2 separate regions of the Homo sapiens genome follow, and region 2 is linked to region 1. A link is a loop called in an ENCODE intact Hi-C map of the cell type or tissue named here. Cell type or tissue: PC-3. All regions are shown on one strand. Each heading gives the region's core, and the rest is flanking DNA. Links, peaks and the distances in the headings are about the cores only. Region 1 overlaps ADAMTSL3 (ADAMTS like 3). Region 2 overlaps ADAMTSL3 (ADAMTS like 3).

Evidence for each region. A loop is a pair of places that touch in the nucleus more often than their neighbours do. Peaks named below come from ENCODE experiments on the same cell type or tissue, not always from the same donor. Only the 100,000 strongest peaks of a DNase experiment are listed, where the experiment ranks them.
Region 2: a loop joins it to region 1, with 2.5 times the contacts of the local background. A loop is called at or near these places in 3 of 110 quality-filtered maps.

What each region holds. Positions count from the first base shown.
Region 1 is chr15:83,730,661-83,741,397 of GRCh38, reverse strand. All of the region lies in intron 3 of ADAMTSL3 (ADAMTS like 3), which reads right to left. It also overlaps the pseudogene TUBAP4. Among named protein-coding and RNA genes, the nearest start is that of ADAMTSL3, 82 kb to the right of the region's middle. In PC-3, for the core only: a CTCF peak has its summit at 6,626 (motif pointing left); DNase peaks (open chromatin) are centred at 6,807 and 7,957; H3K4me3 peaks cover 1,907 bases; H3K27ac peaks cover 3,573 bases.
Region 2 is chr15:83,672,031-83,682,767 of GRCh38, reverse strand. All of the region lies in intron 2 of ADAMTSL3 (ADAMTS like 3), which reads right to left. Among named protein-coding and RNA genes, the nearest start is that of ADAMTSL3, 23 kb to the right of the region's middle. In PC-3, for the core only: no CTCF peak of the experiment used is centred there; no DNase peak of the experiment used is centred there.

The DNA of each region.
Region 1 (10,737 bases), core at 2,131-10,130:
TTGAGATAATTCCACAATCTGTTAATGACTGACTTTTTAATGTTAATGACTGAAGTTTAAACCATCCTTTCATTCCTAGGAAAAAACCACACTTGGTGAAGATGCAGTAACCTAAAAAGAAAAAACACCCTGTGGGATTCCATCTATTAATATTTATTAATATAATATTTAGTGTATTATAATTAATATAATATTAACTAATTGCTATCTATTAATATATATTTAGAGTTTTAGTATTTGGTCCATGAGATTGGAGTATAATTTTATTTTTCTGTGCTATCTTTGATGTTTCAGTATCTGTATTATACCAGTCTTCTGGAAAGCTTTCTATCTCTTTCTACATTCCAGAAAAGCTAATATTACATAGGAAATACATGTCCTCTTGAATGCTTGTTACAATTCACATAGAAAAATATGTTGGCCTGGTGTCTTTCTAAGGAATAAACAGCTGGCTGCCTTTTCAATTTTTTCTACATATATTGGTTTACCCAGTTTTTCTGTATTTTTTAGGAATTTGGATTTTAAAGTATTCATTCTATCTAAATATTCAATTGTTATAAATTCATACAAAGTAACTGCTCATAATTTATAATCCTTTCTATATCATGTGAATCTATAGAATTTGTCTGATATTTATTTGTGTCTTTTTATTATTTGTGTCAGACTTGTCAAAAGATGTTATACTGTATTGGTCTTCTCAAAGGAAGAGCTTTTTGCTATACTGATGAGGTATACTGTGGTTTTGTGGCCGTTACTCTATTGCATCTTTTTTATTCTTATCTTTATGTCCGTTTGTGTTATTTTGCTGTCTTTTATACTTTTTAGTTGAATGTGGTTATTTTTATTTTCAATTTTCCCTGTCTTTAAGGTCATAAAGTTTTCTCTTAATACTGCTTTAGCAAAATCCAATGAGTTTTGATATGCAGTTCTCTTACATCTTTCATTTCCAAATAATTAGTAATTTTAATTTGGATTCTTCATCAACCCATAAAAAGGTATTTTTAAATTCCAAATGGATAGATTTGGTGTGATTTGAGTACTTTTTGGTGGTAAATGTATAATTTTATTGCACTAAGGTTGGAGAAAATAAACCATATGATTTCTGCTTTTTGAGATTTACTGAGTTTTTTGTGTACTAATACCCAATCAATATTTGTAAGTGTTCCATGAGTGTCTAAAATGAGCATGTATTATCTGTGGAAAATCAAGAAACCCTAAAGCCCTGTGCACTGGTCAGCCAGCTTGCAAATTTAGTCCAAGACGAGGTCAATGATCTCCTTGCCAATGGTGTAAGTGGCCACCGGCACAGTTACTGGCATAGGTATTCCTTACCTGTGATGCAATGCTCAGGGTTCAAGAGCTGACAATAGGTGTCAGTGTGAACTCTGTCAACAGCCATGGGTTCCAGGTCTACAAACACTGCCCTGGTCACATGCTTGCCAGTACCCATCTCACTGAAGAAGGTGTTGAAGGATGCGTCTTCTCTCCCACTGGTCTTGTCACTGGCATCTGGTCGTCAGGCAGGATGCTGTGTTCCAGGCAGTAGAACTCCCAGCAGGCATTGCCAATCTGGACACCAGCCCAGCAAATGTGGATGGAGATGTACTCATGCATGATGGGGACTTCTAGGGCTCCTTGGCACTGGAGGAGGTGAAGGGCTGGTGACAAGGATCTCCCACTAACAGACTACCAAGAAGTGCAGGGGAGACGCAATCCATGACTATTTTTTAATAGTACAGGTTGAGTATCCCTTATCCAGAATGCTTGGGACCAGAACTATTTTGGATTTCAGATTTTTTTTTGGATTTTGAAATAGTTTCATATACGTAAAAAGATATCTTGGGGATGGCACCCAATTCTAAACATGAAATTCATTTATGTTTCATGTATATCTTATAAACATAGGCTGAATGTAATTTTTTACACTATTTTAAATTATTTTGTGAATAAAACAAAGTTTTGACTGTGTTTTAACTGTGACCGTTCACATGACATCAGGTATGGAATTTTCCATTGTGGCATCATGTCAATGTACAAAAAGTTTCAGGGTGCTCAACCTGTATGAAATGCAAGAATCTTTTATCCAGATTAATATCTTTGGCCCTAAATTCTATTTTTCTAATACTAATATTGCTATATAATCTTTATTTTAGTTTACACTTGCATGATCCATGTTTTACCATCCATTTATTTTCCATCCTTCTGCATGATTTTATGTATCCCCTTATAAAAAGCATTTAGCTATTGTTTTTAAACATATCTCAGAGTCTACATGTTTATGAAGACATTTAACTCATATACATTTACTGTAATTTGGGGTATTTAGATTTTTCTGCTATTTTATTTTGTTTTCCTTTGACCACATTTTTTGTCTGGTTTCTTGTTTTTTTAATCCTGCATTTTGTTGAAATGATCATATTTTCTTTATTTTATTTTATTTTATTTTTTTTCTTGTGGACTGGAAATAATAACTAATTTCATTCTTCATTTTTTTTGGTTTTTGATATGGAGTCTTGCTCCATCACCCAGGCTGGAATGCAGTGGCAGAATCTCGGCTCAATGCAACCTCCACCTCCTGGGTTCAAGAGATTCTCTTGCCTCGGCCTCCCAAGTAGCTGGGATTACAAGTGCCTGCCACCATGCCTGGCTAATTTTTTTGTATTTTTAATAGAGATAGGGTTTCACCATGTTGGCCAGGCTGGTCTCAAACACCTGACCTCAAGTGATCCACCCACCTCAGCCTCCCAAAGTGCTGGGATTAAAGGTATGAGCCACCATGCCTGGCCTCTTATTTCATTCTTCTAACATACATATTTAATAAAATTTAACAACTTTATAATTAAATAAATTAAACAAATTTCTTCTCTGTGTCTAGGGTAATAAGTATCTATATCCTTGCCACAAACAAACAAAAGAAACAGAGCCTTGACAAATCTTCACAGAATTTTAGAAGGTTCAAAATATGGTATACTGCCATCTAATTTAAAAAGTGTAAGTGACATACATACATATAGATGCTAAATTGCTTATATACACATAAAATATCTCTAAAAGGAGACCCAAGAATTAATAACATTGGCTTCCTCTGAGGAGAAACCTACTGATTGGGGAAAGTGGGTGAGAAAGATTTATAAATACTCCTTTATACATTCTGAATTTTGAACTATCTGACATACTACCTGGTCCATTTTTTTCTAAATTTAAAATTGAACTTAACTCCAAGCTTTACCAGTTTCTTTGTTCATCCATCTTTCTTGCACCTCATGTTTTCCTCTTGTTAGATTCTTGTTTTTGTTGTTATTATTGCTTTGCTAGGTATACTCTGGATTAATTATTTCGGAGACAGTCTTGGGTAATCATCTTGTAGTACTTGAACAGATATTTTTATTTTACTCTCATAGTTGAAACACAGCCAGTGTAGGTGAGTTCAGTATTATAAATTAAAATTCGTTTTTCTCAGGGCTTAATAGTGTCTCTGTCTTCTAATACAAAGTATTACTAGCAGAAAGTCTGACACCAATTCTATTGTCATAAACAAAAGAGGATAATTTGCTTTTTGTAATATGAGTGTTTTCTGGATATTTCTCCTAATTCTTAACATTCTTAAATTTTAACACGATGTATCGGGGTATGTATATGTTTGTGTTTTCATCCCAATTGATACTCTCTGGACTCTTTTCATCTGAAGATTTGTGTATTTCTCCAGGTCTGCGAGGTTTTCTTCAATTGTTTGGTTATTGTATTAGTCCATTCTCACACTGCTATAAAGAACTGCCCGAGACTGGGCAACTTATAAAGAAAAGAGTTTTAATTGACTCATAGTTCTGCATGGCTGAGGAGGTCTCAGGAAACTTATAAGCATGGCAGAAGGAGAAGCAGGCATGTCATACGTGGTGGCAGGCAAGAGAGAAGAGTGAACAAAGGAGGAACTTGCCAAACACTTATAAAACCATCAGATCTCGTGAGAACTCACTGTCATGAGACCAGCATGGGGGAAACTGCCCCCGATCCAATCACCTCCCACCAGATTCCTCCTTCGACAGCTGGGGATTACAATTCAAGATGAGATTTGGGAGGAGACACAAAACCTAACCATATCAATTATAGTCTTCCTTCCATTCCCTTGTCTCATCTTTCTACTCCTAGATATATCTTAGAATTTTCTCTATTTTCCCCCACACTTCCCATTTCTAAGCCTTTTTACACTGTGCTGAATTTTCCAATTCACTAACATGACCTATACCTATTTCCATGCTGCTTATCAGCCAATCTATGATTTCATGATCAAATTTTTAGTGTACAAAATATCTAATTGTTTCTTTTCCATAATGTAATAGTTTCCTTAACATTACATAAGGATAGTAATTAGCTATACTTTAAAATATTCTTCTGTTTCCTTTGGTAGCTCTGTTTCTCTGGGTGTTAACTCTTCTGTTGTGTTTGGTCCTCCTCTTCCAGGGTGGGTATTGTGTCTTGGTTGTCTTCTTCTCTTTGTACTTAAGTATCCGTTTGTTTGACAAAACTGTTTACTATAGCCTGTAGTGGTCGTGGAGAAGTGGGAGGACTATGGTCTGGAAGAATATGTTGGTAATGTATCTTCTAGATTGGGGGCTTCCCATCTCTCCTAGAGGTCTCTGGCTACCTGGAGCATGAATTATTCTCTGGCCCTTGTTTTCCACTTACCCGCTACCTACCTAGGAAAGAATACAATTGTCATGCACTGCTCAGCTCCAACAGGGCCACATGCCAATTTCTCTCCTCTCACCTCCTTTTTAATTGCTGATTCAGTCCTTGGGACTTCTCAGAATGGCTTCCACCACAGAATTCCTCCTGAATGTATTTTGGGCTAGTTTCCTATAATCCTATTTATCCATGTATATAAACTGCCCACTTTTTAACCATTAAGAATTTCCCAGATTTTTTAGTTTGTTGGTACAACTTTGTCTTCTTTTCCAGGGCTATCACAGAGATATTGTTCTTTATACAACTTTGAGGTCATTTCATGAGATTTGCCATATGCGATGAAGTAGATGCAGAATTATTAGCTGTCATCTTGATCCAAAGTCCGTGTCTTGTCTTAAATTCTTAAAAATGCCTAATATTTTATTTTCTTTGACATGGTCTAATTTTTAAATTATAATTATTTAATCATTGAATATTCTATACTCCATGGCACAGTTAATATTGGAAAGGGGCCAAAGGCCAGAATTAACAGAAAAATCCAGTGTAATCCCACCAGGACTGCTGAGGAATAGAAGAACCACTTTCCCCTGTTTATGAACACTAGCTTATTACACAGGGTGGTATGTTGGATGAATCTGAGGAAAATTTGTACTTATGTTGCTAATTGGTATCTTGGCAATATTGAGTATAATAAGTTTAGTCAACTTCTTTTTTTTTCTCCTGTCCTTAGAATGGTTACTGCAGAGCAAACAGGATTATTTCTCCCTTGTTTTCACTGCAGGCTTATCTTTCCCAAATCTCTTCTGTCATGTAATTAGATTCAAGTAGCAGAGACTGGGGCATTTTCAGACTTTATTGGTAGCCTCTTTCTAGCCAGAAACTCCTTAAAATTTTATTTTACGTGTGTTAAACGTGGGGCTTCCTCTTTTGTCACCAGCAGTTAATGGATATCCAAATCCAATTTACTGTACTAAGTGTTTGATCCTGATGGTAGCTGACTTGACAAAAACTGCTCAGTGGCAAAAACAAAAAGCAAAACAAAAAAAAAAACCTTGAAGTTAGTGAGATTACCAACACAAGCAAAAAAATTGTATGCTTTAGTGTATTAAAAATCACCCACTGATCCCCCAAGATGACCTTATAAATACTTAAAACGAAATTCTTCATGGGAGAAGCTTCTGGAAAATAATTATTCAGGCTATGAATCTGGAAAGAAGATTAAAGAGACCCAACATTGAAATATTTCCTTTCAAAGTCAAGTTCCTCATCTTTGTGGGCTAAGGCTACTTTCTTACTGAAATCAGTAACTTTTTCCTTGTTAAAATAAGGAACAGTTGTGTTACTCCTGAGAAACACTGTTAGTTTATTATCTTATGAATCTGTGACTTCTGCAACTGATTGTGTTTCTCTCTCCCAGTTGGCTGCTAGAAAGCTCAGATCAAATCTGTGCCCCTGTAGTAAGTATGGAGAGCTCTATGGTGTGTATTTTTATTTTAGTCTTATTCCTGGCTTTATCAGATACCTTTATTCTTCTCTTTGTCACCTACTTCTGGTTTATTTTATTTCTGGTTAAATTTTCTTTCTTCTGATAGACTGCTTTGTTTAATAGTTGATTTAATTTTAAAAAATACTCTTATTCTACAAGATTTGCATAGTGAGGCTGCCTGATAGAGTTTTACTATCCATTAGATGAACTATTATAACTACAGGTGGTGCTCAGACAATAGTATAATCATATCTGAAAACTAGTATTGGAGGTTCGGGTTCCCTACTTTCTGTCGGTGTTCAAAGAGAGGCTGGATGACCATCTCAAGATGCCATATCAAACATGAGAACCCCAGCCCTCCCCACTAGCCCTCCCCACTAGCAGAGGAGAATCCAGAGAATATATGCTTCCACCATCGGCAAAAATCATCCCCAAGTTGAGAGTGACCCCTGGGGGCAATCTGGGCATAATGTCCTCTGGGGTCTAAAAAGGAAATTCAGTCTCCTTAGGCTCCACGATGGTTTATGGTTTGGAGAGAAATGTTCTCATTCCTTTGTGCCTTTAAGACTATTTGCTGAGCATCAACCCTCCCAGAAATGGCTACACCCATACCTGAACCGGCAGGTGTGAGTCAGCAGGGCAGCTCATCACAAAGCAGGCACACAAGTGCTGGGATGCTGAATAGCTACAGCTATTTGGTCAAGGAACTCCTACATGAACATCTGCAAACACAGGGAACCTGCACTTCCAACCCTGGCTTTCCTAGCTGTGTCCTGGTAACGCCAATAGCAACACAGTGACAACTCGTGGATGAAAATTTAAAACAAAAAAGTTAACATGGTTTTGTTTTAGATCATGATTCTTGCCAGTGTCATTAACTATCAAAATAATGTCTACAAATCCAGATTCACATAATAGGTAACTCAATAAAATCTTACAATTTTTGTGTTCACTCTGGTTCTGAAGGCTCAAGAGAGGGATCTTTTAAATTGCAAAATGTTAAATGCTAAAGACTTTTCCCCTTTAAAAAACCCACAAAAATACATCATAAATTGTTACCATAAAAATTACTATCTGGACTTAATGCCATTATGAGTTCATAGTCTATATTTTATAGCTAAAATGTTTCAAGCTGCAAAGCATCATTATAAAACACAAAAAATTACTTTTGTCTCAGAGACTCACTATTCCTTTTACGCTGAGAGACTCACCACGCTTCCCTCCTGTCTGAATACCAATCTTTAATTAAATGTCCGCCTGCATTGTCTATTCCTTATACGCCACTCCAGATGTCTATCCAGTGGGAAGGGGTCCCTGGGCCATTTTGTGGTTGATGTCCAAGTCACTTCCATGCTTTTACTGGGCACTACGCCAAATAAATTATCTAAGTCATTCAAAGTAGATGTCAAAATTAATAATTTTTTATTCATAAGAAATTCAGGATCATGTCCCCTATTTTATGAAACATGAGTGCTGTCAACAAACTAGAGGAGATTTTTAAATAAAGTCATTTCCCTGTAAATTTAATCAGCACCATTTTCTTCAGACAATGAGAGAGCTTCCTTCAAAGATTAGCAAGTACGGTGCGATCATTTGAAAGATTTGCACTAAAATGCAGCATATTACAGAGCGAGTTGTTTTCCAAACCTCTAGACCCACAAACTTTCTCTGGTGAGTTAAAATGACATTAAATTCCACCCATGTAATGCACACAGCCCACAAAAATGCCAAAGGACAATGAACCTAGCACCAGCCCCAGAATTCCAATCACATTGAGAAGCTGTGACTCACAGTCTCTACCCAACAGGGTCAGTACCTAATTTGTAGACACCCATGACTAAGTCTCTCACCCCCAGGAAGAGAACCTTCCTCTCCACTTCTATAGTCTCTGTCAACACCTCTACGATAGTATCACATTAGGATTAGTTTTGTCCATTCATTTCCCCTGCTGGGCTCTGGCCTAGTTGAAAACAGAAACTGTCTTGTTCCTCACTTTATTGCAGAGGGTTGGTGTATAGTAGGTGTTCAACTTGTCTTGATTGAATGGATGATTCAGTTCATTTTTGTTTCGGAGGGTTTAAGGAGATATTTTACATTACATTTTCCATTTCACTCTTGTGATTACACCCAGACGGTAAATTTAATGAAACGCAGAAAATGGAAATGATGTGGCAGGTTGTAATAAATACCAGCTCAGGAATTCCTTACAAGTGTGTTTCCCCAATACAATGCAGTATTGTGCTCTTTCCAACAGCCATAATTTACCCAGCCCATTTTGACAGATTCTAATGAACCAAATGTCATTTATGACAATATCCATTACCTGTGCTCACTGTAGTCTGACAGGAATCACATTCGGAATGACACCATATCCTAAGCTGGTGGTTTCTAAAGAAACATACCCCTTTAACACAAAAAAAAGATAAACAGGTATGTGTGACTTTCTGATGAAAATTCAACTCTGTGTATGAGGTAGAAAGATAATCTAGCACAAATGAGGCAAATTCAATAAATTCCATTTCCATGAAATGTTAACAGAATAAAAATAATGGTTTTATGGAATGTAATCAACTAGTTAAGACGGAGCTGAATATTGTTTATATAGTTTCTAATAGATTTCTAGAGTATTTCTTGTAATCCAAATTCATTAATAAATGTCAAAGCAATAGCCCTGGTATATATTATTGCCCATCATTATTTGACCAGAATTGAATTTTCTGGGAAAATCAAAATTTTAAGGAATACCATTCATTCCAAGCTGTTCCTTTAAATCCCACTTTTACTCGTGTATGTTTTGAACTGACAAAGGAAGCATCTGTTAGGCAGATAAATATACAGTGTTGACTCACTTATCTGACAGAATTAGGACACTTAGTTATTTTCTAGGTAATAAAGGATGCCCTTTAGTGTATTATTTTTAGCTTAACTTTTTAAATGGAAAACACACATTACAGTCTGGAAATAAGGTACCTAGAAAATAATTTAACCCCTTCTGAGTACTCAGAATCATTTTTGGGAACACCAATTACTATCAAAGCAATGGGTTTGTTGTGATTCTCTTTTAGTAAAAGCTGTACATATGTAAGAGGTACAACATGTTTTGATATACATATACATAGTGAAATGATTACTATAGTCAAGCAAATTAACATATCCATCTCCTCACATGGTTACTTTTGTGTATGTGTGGTGAAATTTACTCTCATAGCAAATTTCCAGTATATAATACAGCATTATTAACTATAGTCACTTATCCTACATAACTGCAACTTGTACCCTTTAACCAACATCTCCTCTCCATTCCAGGCCCTGGTAACCATAGTTCTACTCTCTGTTGCTATATAATCTTTAGATTTCACGTATAAGTGAGATCATGCAGTATTTTTATTTCTGTGTCTGGCTTATTCCACTTAGCATAATGTTCTCCAGGTCCATTCATGTTGTTGCAAAAGGCAAGATTTCCTTCTTTTTTAAGGCTCAATAATATTCATAATAATTCATAAAGAATAATATAGTTATATATATGTATGTACATCACATTTTCTTTATCCATTCATCTATCAATGGACACTTAAGTTATTGCCATATCTTGGCTATTGAGTATAACACTGCAATGAACACGGGAGTGCAGATATCTCTTCAAGACAATGATTTTATTTCCTTTGGATACATACCTAGAATCATGAGTGCTAGATTATATGGTAATTCTATTTTTAAACTTTTGAAGAACCTCCATACTGTTTTCTAAAATAGCTGCACTAATTTACATTCCCACCAACAGCATATAAGAGTTCCTTTTCTTCACACTCTCACCAACACTTATTATCTCTTGTCTATTTGATAACAGACATCCTAATAGATATGAGATGTTTTGTCATTGTGGTTTTTATTTGCATTTTCCTGATGATTAGTGATTCTGAGCACCTTTTTATATACCTGTTGGCCACTTGTATGTCTTCTTTTGAGAAATGCCATTTGCCCATTTTTTAATCCAGTTAGTTGGAAGCATCACACTTCCTACTATACTTCCCGATTTCAAATTGTATTACAAACATACAGTAATCAAAACAGTATGGTACCGGCATAAAAACAAACACATAAACCAATGAAACCAAAGAGTGAGTCCATAAATAAACCCACACATATATGGTCAACTAATTTTCAACAAGGGGCCAAGAATATACAATGGGAAAAGGATAGTCTCTTCAATAAATAGTGTTTGGAAAACTGAAAAGCCATATTTGAAAGAATGAAATTGAACCCTTATCTTACACCATACCCAAAAATCAACTCAAAATGCCTTGAAGACTTAAATGTAAGACCTAAAACCACCATAAAACTCTTAGAAGAAAACAGATGGGAAAGCTTTTTGATATTAGCCTTGGCAAGAATTTTTCAAATATGACACCAAAACCTCAGGCAACAAAAGTGAAAATAAGTGAGACTGCATTAAACTAAAAAGCTTCTGCATGGCAAAGAAAACAATCAACAGAATGAAAAGGAAACCTACATATTAGGACAAAATATTTGCAAACCATATATCTGAGAAAGGATTAATATCCAAAATA
Region 2 (10,737 bases), core at 1,040-9,039, 58 kb after region 1:
TCTCTAATGGAAAATTTAAGGAAAACAGTGTGATTCAGGCCAAGCCAAGGGAAACACCAATTAGTATTATTTAGACTACGGCACTATCATGCTTCCTTGTACAATAAACAAACACTGAATCTCCTTACCCTTTAACACCAATGTTCTCCCATGAGACACCAACTTAGTTCCTCTTCCAATATACTAGTCATCAATCTACTCAGCCATTTGTGCCAACAGCAAGGACGAGTGACATTGGTAGGCTCTTCTGGAAGACCTAACATATCTCAGAGAAAAAGGATAAAAAGACATGGAATAGAAGAATGGGATGGTGAAAGAGTGACATACGACAGAGAAAGAGCAAAGGTAAATGCATCTAAGGTAGTGTGACAAGTAGAGTCCCCTACCTGCTACCTTCTGGTCTGGATACCACAGGTTTTCCAGAACAAGACATCTGGTGAGCTATAGGTGTAGATCTGCTATTAGTTCTGACCCTCACTTGTCCTGTGAACCTTGGGCAGGTCTGTCTCAGGCTCCATGATCTCTGATGCTCTCTTTATCCCATCCCTGAGTCTCTAAATCAACTGGCCAACCATAAATTATGCCAGAGAGAATACAGAGAAGCCTGCTACATACAGCCAAGAGCCCTCTCCCAGGGTCACAGAGTCAAGATGCCAGCATTCAGGTAACTAAGATACCCAAGCGTCTCTAGCCAGAAATTGTCCAAAACAACTGAAGAAAAACAGAACAAGAGAATATCAAAAATAGTTCTGAAATTGGAAACAATGCCAACTATACAACACAAATTTTAAGGTGTTTTTGCTAGATCAAGTACAGGTAGGATCAAATAAAAAAAGAAGTCACTAAGGACAGATTTTTAAATGTCCATTCTTAGGAAAAGAGGAGCAATGTTATGGGGAGTAAATAAATAAAATTCTAGAAGTATCCTTGATATGGAGGGTTAGCAGCTGAAGACCATGACAGGGCACAGGGGAGACGGGAACACCTTCACTTGAGGTCTCTCTCTTTCTCTTACCATGCACCGACAGCAGTTAGGGAAATTGGGAAAGCAAGTCGACCACATCCAATGTGAGTCTGTAGTTAGGGCTGTCCATGACCCCAGCTTCCACAGCCAGCCCTTTTAGAGTGCTATTCAAACTATTTAATCCACAGGCACTAACCAATCAGAGAAATGTCAACCAGAACTATTGATATGTCTAGGCTGGCAAATATTTGCCTAACATTAATCCCGAATCCATTCTTGATCACCTTAAAGATGAATTTCTAGGGCACAAAAGCAAACAACGGTGGATCTATGGTAGCCATTAGTGCTTCTCACTAAATATTTTCAGTTCTCCTCCTGGGTCCATGATAGAAGTGCACGACCCCATCCCTTTGAAGTTAAGTATGTCCACATGACTTATTTTAACTAACAAAATATAAATGACGTGTCACCTCTATTCAGAAGTCTTTAAGATCAAGCACCCAATTTGCCACATTTTCTATTTTCCTCTGACATGGAAATCTGCAATGTTTCAGATGGCAACAGCACTGAGGAGAAATGTGATAGATATGTAAATGAACAAGAAAAAATCCTTTCTGTATTATGTCACTAAAATATTTTGATTATTTGTTACTGAAGCATGATATAGCCTATTCTAGCTGGTATCAGATCCAAGGAAAAGTGTGCCTCCCAAGTTTGGGGAATACTGCAAATAGTGATAGGGCTATTGCAAATGCTTATTGAAGAATATGTAAACAGGAATAAAACCAACTTGAAAACTACGAGAATCTGTAGCATTAAAATAATAATAATGTAATCTGTAAGAGAAAATGTTTTAAATTTTTATTCTAGAAAATAAACTAAATTTTGGATAACATTTGCTTTGAACTCTTAAGGAAATTAAAGAAAACATGACCTTTGAAAAATAAGACATGAATAATACCATGAACAATATCTTATTAAGACAATAATTTGAAATTTAAAAAAGAGCTAGTATAAAAAAATAATGAAAGGAAATAATGTCTTAAAGCACCAGAAAAGGTACAGAGCAGAAATTACATTACAGAAAATTAAGTCAGTTAAGTAGCAGATCAGTGTGAGAATTAGGGATAAAAAGGAAAACACAAAAATTATAAAAGATGATTAAACAGTACAATATCTACATATGGAAAATTGATGTTCTTAAAGAAGGGAACAGAAAAACTAAAAGAGAAGAAAAAATATTTAAAGACATACTAGAAGAAAACATTCCTAAGTCAAAAAAAAAAAAAACAACAACTAAGGTGTGCCAATCAAAAATTAGGACCTAGTCATATCTTAGTAAAAGTATCGAAATTATCAAAGATTACAAAAAGGAATCTTGGATTATGGACAAAATGGTGTATACTCATGTCCCCCTTGCCCATCACCCAAATACAACTAAACACCCTGGACATAATCACACAAACCATCATAAGAAGAGCCTCTGAAAAGTAAAAAGAAGAGAAAAGACTGGCTAGGAACCTCAGAACTTAAGGAACAATATAGTGGTGGGTTCACTGGGTTTTCCTTTCACATTCCATATGTTCTGGACTGTGTGCTAGAGAACAATGCAACTCATAAATGCCAACAAGCAGAGACAAAAAGGAAATAAAAGCCTGCTCTCTCCAGTCAAAGGACTAGGAGACAGCCCAGCACAACAAACATCTTTTTGACAATAACCCCCTTACATCAGCCAAACACCATGGATGCCTTCCCCAACTCCTGCCCTGCAAAGAGTGAAAAGTCTGAATTTCTACACCCTAATAAATGGTAGTGGACACTCTGGGACATGCTACCCTCCCACCAATGGTGGCATGGTGTCAGCAAAGACCAAGTCAGGATTTTGGACTCCCACCTTAATCCTGGTAATAATGGGTAACACAGAGTAACACTCCCCTTAACCACTGCTGGACAATATCTGCTGAGATGAAGTGAGAAGCCTGGACTTCCACCCTTACCCAGTGGTGGCAGGCGGTGCTCCTCTCCCTCACAAATAGAGTGGGGGCTGGGGAGGCACAACTTGGAGAGAAGGGAGCTGGAGAAAGGAAATCCTTAAAACTTCACATAAAGCTCTAGGCAGACCCCTAACCAACTCACACATGAAACTGACCAGAATTAACAATACAAAAGGTTTGAGAACTGAACTACTGTGTGGAATACCACTGCATGTGAATGAAGCAGATCAGAGTAGCATTGCAGGGCACTAAAAATTAAACTCTTATAATTATGGCCTACGAAAGGAGGCAGGGACCTACACACTAGATCTAAACATGATCACTGTCTGCTGAAATAGAAGATAGATTTAAATTGAATCAAATAAGATCCAGAGTCTCATAATACTCAAAATGTTTAGGATATAATTTAAAAATCACTTTTTATACTACGAATTAGGAAAATAACTTAAATGGGAAAAGACAATCAACAGATACCTACACTGAAATGAACTCAGATGTTCAAATTATCTGCCAATGATGTTAAAGCAGCCATCTTAAAAATGTTTCTATGAGCAATTATGAGCACTCTTGAAACAAACAAAAAATAGAAAATCTCATAAAAGAAATAGAAGATATGTTTTAAAACCCAAATAGAAATTACAGAACTGAAAACGCAATATCTTAAATTTAAAAAATTTTTAAAACCTCACTGGATAGAGGTTTTTAGCACACTGAGATGACAGATCAGTATACTTCAACAAAAATCAAGAGAAATTACTTAATATGAACAACAGAAAGAAAATATACTGAAAATAAAATAAACAGAACATCTGAGGCCTATGGGAGAATAACAAAGGATATGATACTTTCACTATCACAGAACAAAAAGGAGAAGAAATATATATATATAAAATATATATTTCCTTTTAAATTCACTGAAGTTTGTTTTGTATCCAATAATATGGTCATAATATATTTATATTTTATATATATATTTATATATATTTATATTTTATATTATATAAATATATATTATATATACATATATATTAATGTTATATATATACACAATATATATATAATATATATATTAGGCAATATATATATTGCCTAAAATAACACTTGAAGAAATAATGGCTAAAATTTTCCCAATTTGGGGGAAAAGACTAAAACTAAAGATTCAATAATCTGAATTCTAAACAGCATAAACCCAAAGAACTACAAGAAGATATATCACTATTAAACATTTCAAATCTAAGGACAAACAAAAATCTAAAAATCAGCTAGAGAGAAACAATGCATTACCTACAGGAAAAAAACAATTTGAATAACATTAAATTTCTCATCTGAAACCACAGAGACAGAAGGCAGTAGCACAACGTGTTTCAAGTGCTAAAAAAGAGAGGGGAACTCTTAGCCTATAATTCTATATCCAGCAAAAATATCCTTCTGGAATCAAGACATTCTCAAATGAAGCAAAACTAAGAATTTGTCACCAGAAGGCCTACCATTAAAGAAGAGATAAAAGAAGTGTTCCAAAAAGAAAGGATAAAATAACAGAAGATGGCTTCAAAACTCTTGGAAGGAAGAAACAACAATTAATGGGCAAAAATAGGGGTGAAGATAATAGAATATCCTTCTCCTTATGAGTTTGTTAAACGTATTTGACAGTTGAAACAAAAATTATGTCATCTGATGTGGTGCTCAAACTATATTGAGGACATATTAAGACAGCTATATTCAAAAGGGTAAAGAATAAGGGGACCTAAATAGAGGTAAGGTTTCTACACTAAGTGAGGTGGTAAAGTTGGTATCAGTAGACTTTAATAAGATAAAGCAGGAAGGGGAGAGGCAGGGAGAGAAATAGAGAGAGACAGAGAGAGAGAGAGAGAAAATGAAAACTCCCATAGAAAAATCAACATCCAATCTTAAAAAAAAAATTCAAGTAACCCACAGGAAGGCAAGAAAAGGGAAACAGCAGAACAAAAAAAAGTGAGACTAAAGACAAAATAAGTTTAAAACTGGAAAACTGAAGTATTATTTAGTATAATTACTTTTCATGTAAATAGTCAAATTACAGCAAATACACTGATATACCAGATAGAGATGGGCAGAATGAATTTTTTAAAAACATGACTCAACCATATGCTCTCTATAAGAAACTCACCTCAAATATGATAATGTAGGCAGGTTCAAAGTAAACGATGAAAACACATATACTATGCTAATAATATATTTCATAGTAATTTTTAAAAGAAGTGGCTACATTCATATTAGATAAAGTAAACCTCAGAGTAAAGAAAAATATCGGAGACATAGAGCAAAGTTCTACCACCAAGAAGACATAGGAATTCTAAATGTGTATGCACCAAACAACAAAGTTTCAAAATATTTGAAGCAAAAACTGATAAAACTGAAAGAAAAATTATACTCAATGAAACTATACTTGAGGATTTCATCATCTCTCTCTCAGCAATTTTGAATAACTAGATAGAAAATCAGCAAGATTATAGAAGAACTAAACAACGCCATCAACCAACAAAATCTAATTGACATCTAAAGAACACTCCACCCAACAACAGCAGAATACACATTTTTTTCAAGAGTGCCCATGGAACATTCACCAAAACAGACCATATTATTGGACACAAAACAAACTTCAGTGAATTTAAAAGGATTAAAATCAGACAGAGTCTATTATTTGACCACAATGGAATAAAACTAGAAATCAGTAACAGAAAGGTAACAGGAAAATTTCCAAACACTGGGAAAGTAAATAACATGTTTCTAAATAATCCATGAGTCAAAGAGAAATTCTCAAAATGTCTTAGTCCATTTGGGATGCTTTAACAAAATATCACAAACTGGGTAGTTTATAAAAAACAGAAATGTATTTCTCACAGTTCTGGAGAGTGGGAGGTCCAAGATCATGGTTCCAGCAAGTCCAGTATCTGGTGAGGGCCTACTCTCTGGTTCATAGATGTGTCTTCTCACTGTGTTTTCACGTGGAAGAAGGGGCAAACAAGCGCCTTTTGGCCTATTTTATAAGGGCATTGATCTCATTCAGGAGGGCTTGCCCTCATGAGTTGATCACCTCCCACTTCCTAATACCATAACCTTGGAGGGTAGGATTTTGTTATTGTTGTTGTTGTTGAGATGGAGTGTTACTCTGTCGCCCAGGCTGGAGTGCAGCGGTGCAATCTCCGCTCACTGCAAGCTCCCCTTCCCGGGTTCACGCCATTCTCCTGCCTCAGCCTCCTGAGTAGCTGGGACTACAGGCGCCCACCACCAAGCCCGGCTAATTTTTTGTATTTTTAGCAGAGACGGGGTTTCACCATGTTAGCCAGGATGGTCTCGATCTCCTGACCTCATGATCCGCCCACCTCAGCCTCCCAAAGTGCTAGGATTACAGGTGTCAGCCACCACGCCTGGCCAAAGGGTAAGATTTTAACATATGAATTTGGAGGTGGATGGACACAAACATTGAGAACATAGCACAAAGGAAAGCTTAAAAATATTGTTTAATAAGAATGAAAATGAAAGTAAAACATATCAAATTTTGTGGTATGGCAAACTCAGTTACAGAGAGAGAAATTTATAGCACTAAATGCTTGCATTAGAAAAAAAAGAAAAGATCTCAAATCAATAATCTAATCCTACCCCCAAGAAAATGGAAAACAGAGGGAGAAAAAAAGTGACCAGAAGGAAGAAAATAATAAAGAGCAAAATTCACTGAAATAGAAAACAGAAAAACAACAGAGGAAATGTATAAAACAAAAACCTAATTCTTTTTAAAGATCAACAAAACAATAAGCTGACAAAGAAAAAAGTAAGCAATATTACAAAGAATAAAAGAGAAAAAATGCAAACTTCAAATATCAGGAATGAAATGGGTATCACTACAGATCCTGCAACCATTAAAAGGATAACAAGGAAATGCAACAAACAATTCTACACAGAAAAATTCAACAATTTGAAATAGACCCATTCCTTGAAAAACAAAAAATACCAAAATTCACTCAATATAAAATAGATAACCTGAATAATACTATATAACTGTTAAGGAAATTGAGTTCACAGTTTAAAATCTGTCAAAAATGAAATATCCAAGTTTCACTGGAGAATTATACCAAACATGTAAAGAACACCAATCTCTTCAGGAAACAGAAGAGAGAACACTCTCCAACTCATTTTATGAAGATAGTACTAAAACCAGACAATGACAGGACAAAAAAAAAAAAAAAGAAAACAGCACGTGAATATCTCTCATGAATTTAGATGCAAAAATTCTCAACAAAATATTAGTAAATAGAATTCAGCAATATATATAAAAAGAATGATAGGCCATGACCAAGTGGAGTTTATTTCAGGGATGCAAGGCTGGTTCAATACCTGAAAATCAATGTAATACATCAAATCAACAGCATTAAAAGAAAAAAAGATAAATCATGTGATCATATAAACTGATGCGGAAAAGAGCATTTCACATAATTAAACACCTATTCATGATTTAAAAAAAATTCTTCCATGGACCTTACCCATGGGAATGGATTAGGGAGAGAAACTTAACATTAAGCCATTCAAGGACCTCCTAGTTTCACCAGATATCAAGGCAGCACATAGTATTGGTTGTTAATTTTAGGTCTTATATCCCTTTGTCTATGTAGAGAATCCCAAGAAATCTAAAAAAGAACCCTTCCTAGAACCAGTATATGATTTCAGAAAGGTTGCAAGATACAAGATCAATACACAAAAATCAATTGTATTTCTGTGTATTAGCAACCAACAGATGGGTAATGAAATGAAAAACCCACCACCATTTACCATCACTCCAAAAAAATATAGAATATGTAATTATAAATCCAACAAGGATTGTTCAGAATTTTACAAAACATTATGATAGAAGTCAAGAAACAGCTACATAATGAAGAGACAGACCATATTCATGGATTGGGAAGACTCAACACAGTAAAAATGTTTATCCTCCCCCAAAAGCGACCTATAGGTTTAACACAATTCCTATCAAAATTCCAGCAAGATTTATATATATATATATATATATATGTATATATGTGTGTATATATGTATATATGTGTGTATATATGTATATATGTGTGTATATATGTATATATATGTGTATATATGTATATATGTGTGTATATATGTATATATGTGTATATGTATATGTGTGTATATATATGTTTATATATAGACAAGCAAAACTTACATGGAAATGCAAAGAATCTAGAAGAGTTAAAATAATTTTGATAAAGAATAATAAAGAGGAATCACTCTAAGACTTACTGTAAAGCTACAGTAATCAAGATAGTGTGACACAGTAGGACAAATAGATACATAGATCAATGGAACAAAATGAAGAATCTGAAAATAGACCCAAACAAATACCCTCAACTAATTTTTGACAAAGGAGCAAAAGTAATGTAATGGAGGATGAATGTCTTTTCAAGAAATGACGATGGTGCAATTGGACATCATAGGCAAAAGTGAGTCTTGACCTTAACCTCACACCATATAACGTAAGATGTGACCTTAACCTCACACTGTATGAACAAATTAATTCAAAATGGATCATTTACTTAAATATAAAATATAAAACTATAAAATATTTAGAAGAAAACATAGGAGAAAATCTTCAGGACTTAGGGTAGGCAAAGCATTCTTAGCCATGACACCAAAAACCATGATCTATAAGTGAAAAAATTTGATAAATAGAACTTCACCAAAATTTATAACTTTTCCTCTCCAAAAAAAAAAAAACATAAAAATAAAAAATAAAAACCTATAAGAGGGTAAAAGAATCAAGCTACATACTGGGAGAAAATATTTACAAACCACACATTTCATATTAAAGAAGCTAAAAGTCCGCAGTATACAACAACCTTACAAACAGAAAGCAGAGAAGAAGCCATGAATTCTAAATGCTGAATACAGATGAGGACTCCACTTGCACTTCTGGTGCCAACCCTAGTCTCATATTAGTTTCTCTTAAGATAGCTTTCTTTCTTGACCTTATCAGGGATTGTCAGTCAATGGATTCATTAATTGCACCTCAGAATTATGTGCTAATCCTATGTTACAAAACAGAGCTCTGAGGTCAGTGAGTACTTCCACATGACAGCTTAAAAAAGATGCCTATGTCCTGCGTGCCATGTGTCTTTTGAAGGACAAACTTCCCTTGGTTATTCCTAGAGTGGAAAAAAAACTGTTAACATCTAGGACACTACCCCAGGGCTGGCCAATGAAGCATCTTGGGAGCCAAGGCTTACTCAATGCACTCTGTGTCCTGGGAAGGGCATGAGAGAGGGTCAGCAGACAGCATAGAAAAAAAACCCAGCAATGATGCCAACAGACTGAGACACCACCTTGGCCTGTCACACTCTAGGGACTCACCAATGCTCTACTGGGGAAAAACTGAGGATAGCAATCAGTACATTATCTATCTTGCTCTGTGTCGTACAATTATGTATGTGTGCCTGTCTATTCGTTTATCAATTAACACTATAATAAACAGTGGCTAGTTCATTCCATGGTGTAGGCTGGGTTTCTCTCCCTCTCCCCAAAAGCTCTGTTATCTTTTAAAGTGTCTGGTTGCTAAGCGCACTGCTAAAGACCCACCAGACATCAGCCAGGTGCATAGAAGGCACCACCTAGGTGAACAGCCCTCTCACAAACAGGGCCTGAACAGCGCCTGCCAGATCATGGCCGCCTGCCACTCCATGCATTCCTTCTTTGCTCCATGCACCAAAATGCTTTCCTGGCTCTGACAATGGAAGCTGCTAATGCATCCCAGAAAGGATTTACAGAGGGTGCAGCATAAGTGCTCCACCTCTGGAGCTGTGAACAATGATGCCTGCCACATGCTGGACCTCCCAGGGACGGGAAGGAGAGCTCCAAGGTCAGCTCAAAGCCACCGGTCTACCTCCAAGATGCAAACCCACAAAGCCTGTCCTAAGAAGTAAGGCCACTGCTCAGGCCCCCAGCAAAGGCCTGACTGGGCTCTGGGAAGGTCTGTTTCCCTTGGAGAGTCATGGCACAAGGAAGCAACGTTGCAAATGTCCCACCTATCCCTGTTCTTTGGAAACGAGGCTCTGCATTCTAAGTGTGAAGTGTTTGCTTTGAAAGGAATTTGGGTTGAACAGTAAAGGGTGTTGGACTTGTTTCATCTGCCCATCCCACACCTCTTTTCTCTTCTCTCTCAACTGGAGGAATAATGATTACAAATGACTGCCAACAAATGGGCAACTTTCCTCCAGAAGGGCAGGCATGTCCCTCACATTCAGGCTGGCTTCTTTCTGCTACGATCTACAATCTGCACACCCAGCAAATGGGCAGTCATCCCTCAGCTTCACGGAGAATACCCATCCAGGCAGGAAGAGCCTCTTCACAGGCCCTGCCTTCACCTTAGCAAAAGATGTCAATAGTGCTTTCTCCTTTCCAAACACACTTTGAGTCCTATCTTCCAGACCCCCTGGAGCACCAGCAAGCTTTGCTTATGATTTACACCCCTGCTTCACTGACACCTTATTTTTGCATTCTAACATATATGGGTCACTCTTTTCACAAACTATAGACTCAGAGTATCCATTTTATAACATAGCTTAAAATGTACTCCTAAATGAGCTATACCAACCCTCAGAATTCTCTACTCTGATTCCCAGGGTGGTCACTTCTATTTGGATTTAAGGGTGACAGGGTTTAAAATGCCCAGGATTCTATGGAGTTAACATTTTATTAGTGACATCAAATGCGAGTGAGTATAGGTCGCAAGACACTCTCCCA